Regions from separate parts of the Homo sapiens genome. Here region 1 is linked to region 2. Evidence: read pairs that join two places in POLR2A ChIA-PET (ENCODE). Cell type or tissue: K562. All regions are shown on one strand. Region 1 overlaps DUOX1 (dual oxidase 1). Region 2 overlaps SQOR (sulfide quinone oxidoreductase).

Region 1 (5,000 bases), 510 kb before region 2:
CTAACTCCCTATAATCACCCATCTTAGAGCTATTAGCTGTGAATCTATTCAAATTCTCTTGAACCTATTTATATTTTCAGTCTGTTCCTTCCTTGGAGTAACATAATTTCTATACTGGCTCCTCTCTGTGAAACACAGCATGGTTTTTTTTTTTTTTTTAATCCTAAAATGATCTGCTTTGAACTTCAGAGGGTGCTTGCTAATTCCTGCACACTGAGATTTAGTGGATAAGGCTGTGTTTATGCTCTCCTCTCCTTTTAGGACTTTACAGGCTTTGGTTAGATCCCTTCTTAACCTTTACTTTTTTATACTTCAGGGCTCTAATCTTCTTAACTTCTGCCTCTCTTCCTTGATCACTTGAGGGAGCATTCTCTGTCCTCTCTGCCCTGCCCTGGCTCCAGTATTATCCCCCTGTATACCCATGGCCTGGATCCCCTGTGAGAGGAGGGGCCTCCCACCAACTCTGGGTTGTACTTGGGGACCCTAGTGATGAGCAGGGACAGTGTGGTCCTGGCCAGTCACTAACAGTGCCAGTGCTCATGCTGTGTGCTGTGGCAGCCAACAAAGAGTGGTGCAGGGACAAGGACCAAACCTTGACTCGATGAGAGTACAGCCTGTCATTTCCATTGTTTGGCCCAGAGGGCCCAGAGTGGACACCCTCTGCATCCATTCATTCAGCACACATTTATATAGGGCCCACGGTGTGCCAGGCCCTTGCACTAGGCACTAGGATTCAGTGGCAAACTAGCTTAGCCTGTTCCTCATTCTTGAGAACCCGAGAGTCAGGAAAGTGACAGACAAAAACCAAATAATGACATTGGTGAAAAATTGGCTGGGTGTGGTGGCTCATGCCTGTATTCCCAGCACTTTGGGAGGCCAAGGTGGGCGGATCACCTGAGGCCAGGAGTTCAAGACCAGCCTGGCCAACATGGCAGAACCCTGTCTCTACTAAAAATAAAAAAAATTAGCTGGGCATGATGGTGCATGCCTTTAGTTCCAGCTACTCAGGAGGCCGAGGCAGAAGAATCATTTGAACCTGGGAGGCAGAGGTTGCAGTGAGCCGAGATTGCACCAATGCACTCCAGGGAGCCTGGGTAACAGAGCAAGACTCCATCTCAAAAAAAAAAAAAAAAAAAATCATGGTGACAAGGGCTATGAAAAGTGAACAATGTCTGCTGAAATGAAAGGTACCTGTGATCAGTGGTGTTGGGGGAGAGGACCAGAGGAGAATGCTGGGACATTCTTACTCCAACTTGGGCAGTGGAGTGGAGAGGGGACCTTGGAAGCTCCAGAACAGTTCCCTTTCAAGGCACTGATCTTCTGCCTTCCACCCTATATTCATTTTGCAGGCCTCACGGGGGTTGTGCTGCTCCTGATCCTGGCCATCATGTATGTCTTTGCCTCCCACCACTTCCGCCGCCGCAGTTTCCGGGGCTTCTGGCTGACCCACCACCTCTACATCCTGCTCTATGTCCTGGTGAGGGCTTTTGGCTGTGAGCCAGGCCAGGAGGGTATGGGCAGGACATTTCCAGGGAGGCAAGGAGAGCTGGGACATTCATTCAATTTCTAGCTATTTGAAGCATCCTCTTCACTTCTCGACGTCCCTCTTTGAAGGTGGAGATGATAGTACAGGGCTCTCCATTAGGATGACCCCAATATGCAGCACTTGGAAGCTCGGCTCCCTGGCATGGGTTTTGCAGTAGCAGCCCTGCCAGACTGATCTCCATTCCTCGCAGACACCTCCACCCCACTTCTGCCCAGCTAGTCTTTCCCCACTTTGGGTGGCTGGTTTTGGCTCCTGGGTGGACTACCTGCACCCAAGAGAGCATCACCCTTTTTGAAGAAACTTATCTTAAATGGGTTCTGCCACTTTTGTTCTGATCCTATTTTTGGGGGCATTAGTCACACCTGCTAAGTGCCACCTGTACAGTATATAAGCTTGTTCAAAATGACTTCAGTTGGATTGTTGATCTAATGAATTTTTATTTTTTATTTTTTGAGACAGAGTCTCGCCCTGTCGCCCAGGCTGGAGTGCAATGGCATGATCTCAACTCACAGCAACCACCGCCTTCCGGGTTCAAGCAATTCTCCTGTCTCAGCCTCCTGAGTAGCTGGGACTACAGGCACGCACCACCATGCCTGGCTAATTTTTGTATCTTTAGTAGAGACAGGGTTTCACCATGTTGGCCAGGCTGGTCTCGAATTCCTGACCTCGTGATCCACCCACCTCGGCCTCCCAAAGTGCTGGGATTACAGGCGTGAGCCACCGCGCCAGGCCAATCAAATAGATTTTTAAGACTCTACCTATCCCCTTTCCTTCTCCTTAACCTTGGCTCCTGCCTCCCTCTCTCCATGTTGCCTCCCTTCTCATGTTCCCTTCACCCTCCCCTGGGTTTCTCATCGGCTGCCTAGCTGGTTAGTTCCCGAGCTGATTCTGTGTCCCTGTGTTGTGGCTCTGCTTGTCTGCCTTCCTCATGAGCAGAGGCAATTCCCTAAAGGGTACTCTGAGGGCCTCACTTAGAAGCTAAACCAAATCCCAAGGCTCCAGCTGTTCCCTGCAGCAGAACTGCATACAGGGCTCTCCTTTGTGCCGAGACAAAGAGAAACTGCACCATGGCCTCGGTCAGGTTGGCTCCTGCCATCTGACCTGCCTTCTCTCAGGTGCAGTTCTGTCCTCACTGACAGATAGGAGGGTCTGTTTCATCTTGCCTGTTGCTCAGCATTTCACAGTTCTGAAGATGACTACTTAGCCTTGGCTTAGGATGTTTCCTAGAACTGATGATATGCGTTTCCTAAGAAACATCTCTTTCTTTGGAAGCTATGACTAATTTACCCTCTCTCCTCCTCTTCCCAATAATGAGTGGAGCCCTAGCATTCTCGGCTACTGCTTCTGTTGGGGGTGGAAATGACGTTCTTGTTCCTGGTGATAAAGCAGCTACTTTGAACTAGATGAGAGATCCAGAAGAGTGGCCAGGCAGGCTCCCTAAGACCCAGAGCCCTTTCTGATTTGTCCTGGGGTGTAGGCATCACTAGGATTCCAAGCCACCCTTCCTGCCAGCAGGAAAGTCAGGGGTTCGAAAGGTGTGGCCGGGCACAGTGGCTCACATCTGTAATCCAGCACTTTGAGATGCCGAGGTGGGTGGATCACCTGAGGCCAGGAGCTCAAGACCAGCCTGGTCAACATGGCGAAACCTCGTCTCTACTAAAAATACAAAAATTAGCTGAGTGTGGTGACGCACACCTATAGTCCTAGCTACTCAGGAGGCTGAGGCATGAGAATCGCTTGAACCCAGGAGGTGAAGGTTGCAGTGAGCCGAGATCATGCCATTACACTCTACCCTGGGCAACAGATGGACAGCCTGTTTAAAAAAAAAAAAAGAAATAAAAAAGGAAAAAAGAAAGGTGGAGGCCTCTATGCTAGGCTATCCTCACCAGCAGTTTGGGACAATCTCATCTCAGGGAGATCAGGGCAAGAGCACCCTCTTTGTTCCCACTTGTCCCAGGCGTGACCACTTGACTTCAAGCAGAAAGATAAATTACAAGTAAAGGACCCCAGTATAGACTAGACCCTGGGGAAGGATGGCCAGGCTTCTGATCCAGGCAGAAGAGGGCAGGGCTAGCACATCAGAGGCTGAGCTGGCTGAGCCACCACCCCATCCCACCAGCCAACAAGGAATCTGCAGCAGCCTTGTGGTTTAAAAGGAAAGCCAGCACAAAATAGGGTGTAGAAACAGAGCAGCATGACGTCACCCTGCCATTGTACTCAGCCTGTTTGGATGCTCAGAAAGCCTTAGGGGTGGGTGTGGGCTCCACAATGAAACAGTGAACTTGGGGAAGAAAGAGCCAGTTCAAAGAAGAGCTCAGAGAGGTTTAAGTTAGTCTTGTAGGGAAAGGTTCAAGAATCTAGGAAGACTTAGCTGGGGGAAGGGAACGCCTGAATGGGGAACCAGAGTTCAGTTTAAAAGCTATCTGTTGGCCGAGTGCAGTGGCTCGCACCTGTAATCCCAGCATTTTGGGAGGCTGAGGCGGGTGGATTACCTGAGATCAGGAGTTGGAGACCAGTCTGGCCAACATGGTGAAACCCCGTCTCTACAAAAAAATTAGCCGGGAGTGGTGGCATGCGCCTCTAATCCCAGCTACTCGGGAGGCTGAGGCAGGGGAATTTTTTGAACCAGGGAGGTGGAGGTTGCATTGAGCCAAGATCACACCACTGCACTCCAGCCTGGGTGACAGCGAGACTTCCATCTCAAAAAAAAAAAAAAAAAAAAAAAAAAAAAGCAGCTATCTGTGTATCTGTGGAGGGTCTTTTATGTACTAGCTCTCTGTAGGGCCCAGCAGCAGAAGGGGAGACTCTAATCTCTTCCTTAGGAACTTAGGATTCGCTGTGACAAAAAGTGGCACATGCATGAAATGATCAAAATGAACACTTGATATAGGATTAATTGCTGAGCGGAGTGTTCCAAACAGTAAGTTATAGGAGTTCACTGAAGGGAGTTTCACTTGGGCTAAATTGGCTAGGGAAGACTTTGAGGAGAAGACTGGACTTGGGCCAAGGGTCTGGGGGAGGTAAGCTAAGCTTTGACAGGGCAGAGTGGAAACTGAAGAGCAATCCAGGTAAAAGGAAGGGCATGAGCACAGGCAGAGGTGGGAATGGTGATAGGATATTCAGGAGGCAGAGGGGACAGGGCTGGCTGCAGATGGCCATAGGGCATTAGGTGGTGGCAGGACATGCTGCTGGTGATCATGTGGCAGCTGCAGTTGAAACTGAGGGGCTGTGGCTCAGCTGAGAGGCCATGCCACATGGCGGAGCATAGAAAGAGATGAGCAGAGGGTGACAAAACCAGGCTTGGGCAACACCCATGACTGGGGGTGGCAGAAGGAATTAAGCCAGTGGAGGAGATGGAAAGCGAGTGGCCCAAAGTGGGAGAACCAGTAGAGCATTGTTGCAGAAGTGGCGAGAAGGAGGTGGTCACTAGTGCCTCAGGCTTCTAAGAGTAGGA
Region 2 (5,000 bases):
TCCTGGTGTCCTCTTCACCTCTCTGTGGGTTTTGGCAGTGCTGGCCAGCTACTTTGAGGCATTTTGGCAATATTGAGAGCTCTTGGTCCCCAGTCTACTCTAAGTGGATTGGAATTCTTAGAGGCCATTAAACAAATCTGCCCTTTGCCCCTATGTCCAGAACTTTTACAACTAACTTAGATCAAGAATGGACTGTTGCTGGGCACAGTGGCTCAGGGCTGTAATCCCAGCACTTTGAGAGGCTGAGGAAGGCAGATCACCTGAGGTCAGGAGTTCAAGACCAACCTAGGCAACATGGTGAAATGCCATCTCTACTAAAAATGCAAAAATTAGCCAGGCATGGTGGCACATGCCTGTAGTCCCAGCTACTCAGGAGGCTGAGGCAGAAGAATCGCCTGAACCTGGGAGGTGGAGGTTGCAGTGAGCCGAGATCGTGCCACTGCACTCCAGCCTGGGTGATTGGGGTGATTGGGCGAGACTCTGTCTTAAAAAAAAAAAAAAAAAAAAAAAAGGACCATCTGAAGCAAGAAAACTCCAGAAGATAGTGAAAGTTTGGGTATGCATTGCATTGTGGAGTAGGATCTGGTACTTATTGTCTTTGGTGTAAAATCTCTGAGTCTCTGAGAAAGTAGAAGAAGGGCTGTTCAGGAAACACAGCCCTCACTGGGCTTGGGAAACACAGTTGGAAGTTAATGAAGTTTAGAGGACCTCTGGAAGGGGCTGTAAACTTTCCAGACTTACCACTGTCTCCACATGCTCCTGAGGAACCATATCTAGGCTGCTGGGCTTAATTTTTAAAATATTTGTTCACATGAAGTATCCATAATATGTGTGTAGATATGCACGTGCATATAACATGTACATATTAAACACCAAATCAACTTTCAGCAATACATAATGCAGTGGTCACTAAAGATAGTTTATAGCTTTTCTGATGATCTTGGAAGAATTCTTGTGTGGAGTGACTGTCCTTCAGAGCTTACCATAATAGGAGACGCCTAATAGACGGAGCTAACTTTGTGGAGACTTTTCCATACGATGCTCTAAAGGTCAGGAGGGAGTGATTGAAAGAATCTAGCCCATACTGTTAGCTATGACCCCTTTTGATCAGTGTCAAATTGCAATAAATCTTCAAATACTTTGTTTCTCAGAGACATTTCTACCAGCCAATCTGGACACTGGTGGGTGCTGGTGCCAAACAATTGTCCTCATCTGGTCGTCCCACGGCAAGTGTGATTCCATCTGGTGTAGAATGGATCAAAGCTAGAGTGACTGAGTTGAACCCAGACAAGAACTGCATTCACACAGATGACGACGAGAAGGTAACCACTGAGGCCTTTAGATTTTTTGTTAATCTGACAGCTTGTATTAATATGCAGCCATCTTAAACTGGATAGCCTTGTGTTGAAAGAGCGGTATATATGCATGTGTGTGCATGAACGTATGTGTGTTGAATACTACACAAGATGGCAGGGTATGTGGTAAGTGGAGGATAGATGGAAGGACTGAGTGATATTGAGTTAATAAACAACTAAGATAAGTATTTGTTGAACACCCACTGTGCACCCTATTGCTTAGTATACTATCTTGCACCTGAATGTTTATCAGACCATTTGTTTATACGTTGCTACATGTTAAAATAGCAAGCACCTTCCTCCTTCTCTTTTTCTGAAGCAATCAGATTTTCTACCGGTCGCCTAGCCTCCCAGAACAATAGGATGCTGGAAAATATCCATCCAGCCACCCTGGGGGGCGCTCTACCAGAACTGTAGGGGAATCCTGTGACTCTGAGGTTCATGCCAGCGCTAAGGAGAATTGTTGCTGGAGCTTGAGGCTCACAACTGCTCAGCACCTTTTAGAAGTCTCCCACCCTCACCACTCAGGGGTCAAAGCTTTTCAGCAGTGGCCGCCCCATGTTTGACTGAGGTGATAAGAGCAGGATGGTGGAAGGCCTGCTCAGAAGCCATCTGCAGCTTTCTTTTCCCCCACCTGCTGCTGAGCCCAGGGCAGGGGCAGGCAGTGCAGCCACCGTGCTCTGACCTGTTCCAGGCTCCTGTGGTTTTTGGACTCACAAGGTGTTATTGGTCTTAATCCTCTGCCCCTTCCCCCTTCAACTGGGACTCTGGCATTTTCACGGAATTGTAGAATCAGAGTTGGGTGAGGATCCTAAAACGTTTTCAAGTCCAACCCTTCCTCCAACAGAGATTCATCTGCTGAGGCATTATTTTTTTTGAGACAGAGTCTCACTTTGTCACCCAGGCTGGAGTGCAGTGGCACAATCTTGGCTCACTGCAACCTCTACCTCCTGGGTTCAAGCGATTCTCCCACCTCAGCCTCCCCAGTAGCTGGGACTACAGGTGCGCATCACCATGCCTGGATAATTTTTGTATTTTTTGGTAGTGACGGGGTTTTACCATGTTGGCCAGGCTGGCTCGAACTCTTGACCTCAAGTGATCCACCTGCCTCAGCCTCCCAAAGTGTTGGGATTATAGGGGTGAGCCATTGTGCCCGGCCTGCTGAGGCATTGTTAAGCTTTTTTTGGGTCATGGATCTTTCTGGGTACCAGATGAAAGCCCTCTCTAGAAAAATGCACCTATGTATCAGATTTTGCATTTGCTTTTAGGGAGTTCAGAGATTTTCTGTAGCTTTTCCCTGGACCCTGATCAAGAGTACCTGCTTTGGCTGAGCATGGTGGTTCACACCTGTAATCCCAACACCTTGGGAGGCTGAGGTAGGAAGATCACTTGAGCCCATGAGGTCAAGGCCAGCCTGGGCAACATAGTAAGACCCTGTCTCTACAAAAAAAATTAAGACATTAGCTAGGTGTGGTGGTGTGTGCTGTGGTTCCAGCTACTTGGGAGGCTAAGGTGGGAGGATCACTTGAGCCCAGGAGTTCAAGGCTGTGGTGAGCTGTGATTGCGCCACTGCACTCCGTCTTAGGTGACAGAGCTGTCTCCAAAAAATAAAAAAATAAAAAAAACACAAAAAGAAAAAAAGAGTACCTGCTGTATAGCATTTATGATCCTTGGCTTTCTGGCCTCCATTCATTCATTCTACAAATATTTATTAAGCATCTACTATAAGCCAGGTGCAGTTTTAGGCATTAAGGATATGTGTAGTGAACAAAAACAGACACAAATTCTTATTGAACTGGATATTATATTCTAGTCAGGGAGAACATACAATCAACATAGACATGATAAGTAAATTATATAGTATGTTAGAATGTGATGGTTATTCATGAAAAAAAATAGAGCTGATTTGGAGCTAATTGGTATTGGGGCACATGGAGGTGGGGGATTGAATTTAAAATAGGTTGGTATTTACATAGTCCATGGCCAAGGAGTTCTCTGATAAGTTAACTCTTCATCTTTTTAGACACGTGGGTTATATGAAAGTTCTGTCTTCACTGAGCCAGAATCCACCTTCCTGTAACTTTTTTTGTATTCTTTCTTGGACACCCAGGATGTTATTGTTTTTAATACACTTAATACCTTTCTTAATACTTTTATTCCTTGTTTTGTCCTGTTGTGTATGAGAGAAGAATGTCTTCTCTCTTTTCTGTGGAGAAACCCTTCAGCTATTTGAAGATGGCTCTTATGTTTTATGTAAATTTTCTCTAGGTATATGTGTCCCCCCCATCCTCATGTCCCTCAATTCTTCCTCACATTTCATGGTTTCCAGTCCCCCCAGCCCCCTCTTTATTCTGCTTTAAACACCATCTGGCTTGTTAGTGCCCCATGAAAGAGGTGCCTGGAAAGAAGGCAACTTTACAGAACAGCCCAGAATAGCGTGGAGCCATTCTCTCCCATGATCTCATGCTGCATAAGTTAGCATTTGCCTTTTTCGTGACAGTTACCACGGTGCTGATTCATGCTGGGCTTGAGGTCGGTGCAAATTGCTGGGCCCTTTTCACATGACCCACGATCAAGTCAGGCTTCCCCCATCCTGAAAAAGTATAGTTGTTATTGATTTTACCTAAAGGCAGAAATGAATATATATAAGCAAATACCTATATGCATATATATTTATTTTAATTAAAATTTTTATATATGGCTTTTGTCCTGTTACTAGTTCAGAACTTTCTTATTTTTCTCAATGTCTCCGGGAGACCAGACTGAATTACACTCAAGATTGTTCTCAATCACAAGGTTGAGCTTGGTGGCTCTCTTACCTTGCCAGTCTCCTGAACACAGGGCCAGGAGACCTCTCTCATATCACACACAGCATCTCTTTGGTACAGCAGGGCCTGCCTCATTGTTTGGACCCCTTCAAGCTACAGGAAGAGCTTTAGAGCCTTCGGTGGTTGGGTTCATGCTCATCTCAAGGACCATATACTTTACTCATCTCTTGGGAATGACAGGCACTACTAGGTGTTCTCACTGCTGAGTCCTACCTATTACTCCTAAGGTTAGACACTTAGGAAAGCTGTAGTGTCTTGTTTTAGGGCAGAGAAGTTGGTGCAATGTAGTGGGACTTTCTTCCAAGATTTTATGAAGCAAAACGACTTCATAGCCAGATATCAGAAATACACATGACATCTCATGTGAGAAATCATCCTGCTGGTTTTAATTCATCCTCCCAACACATCTGGGTCTTTTGGATTTATGACTCTGTCAATCCATTAGCAATTTTTCTATCTGTTATTCACAGGTGGTTTCATATAAGTTCAAAGTTTTAACTCTGTAACATGTCACTAGAGAGCTTTTTTAGATTGCACAAAATTAGTCAACATTTCTTTAGCAAATATTATTCAAGTGACCAAATCATTCCATTCTGTCTTTTTTTTTTTTTTTTGGAGACAGAGTCTCACTCTTTTGTCCAGGCTGGAGTGCAGTGGTGTGATCTTGGCTCACTGCAACCTCTGCCTCCCAGGTTCAAGTGATTCTCCTGCCTCAGCCTCCCGAGTAGCTGGGATTACAGGCATGTGCCACCACGCCCAGCTAATTTTTGTGTTTTTAGTAGAGACAGGGTTTTGCCATGTTGGCCAGGCTGGTCTC

The links. Peaks named below come from ENCODE experiments on the same cell type or tissue, not always from the same donor. Only the 100,000 strongest peaks of a DNase experiment are listed, where the experiment ranks them.
Region 1: POLR2A ChIA-PET joins it to region 2 with 9 read pairs; 2 of 35 experiments call an interaction of 5 or more read pairs at or near these places.

Annotation. Positions count from the first base shown.
Region 1 is chr15:45,154,453-45,159,452 of GRCh38, forward strand. DUOX1 (dual oxidase 1) reads left to right here. Exons shown (of 34, transcript NM_175940.3): 28 at 1,350-1,477. Among named protein-coding and RNA genes, the nearest start is that of DUOX1, 27 kb to the left of the region's middle. In K562, no CTCF peak of the experiment used is centred here; a DNase peak (open chromatin) is centred at 2,799.
Region 2 is chr15:45,660,804-45,665,803 of GRCh38, forward strand. It overlaps SQOR (sulfide quinone oxidoreductase), which reads left to right. Exons shown (of 10, transcript NM_021199.4): 3 at 1,152-1,322. Among named protein-coding and RNA genes, the nearest start is that of SQOR, 28 kb to the left of the region's middle. In K562, a CTCF peak has its summit at 1,754; no DNase peak of the experiment used is centred here.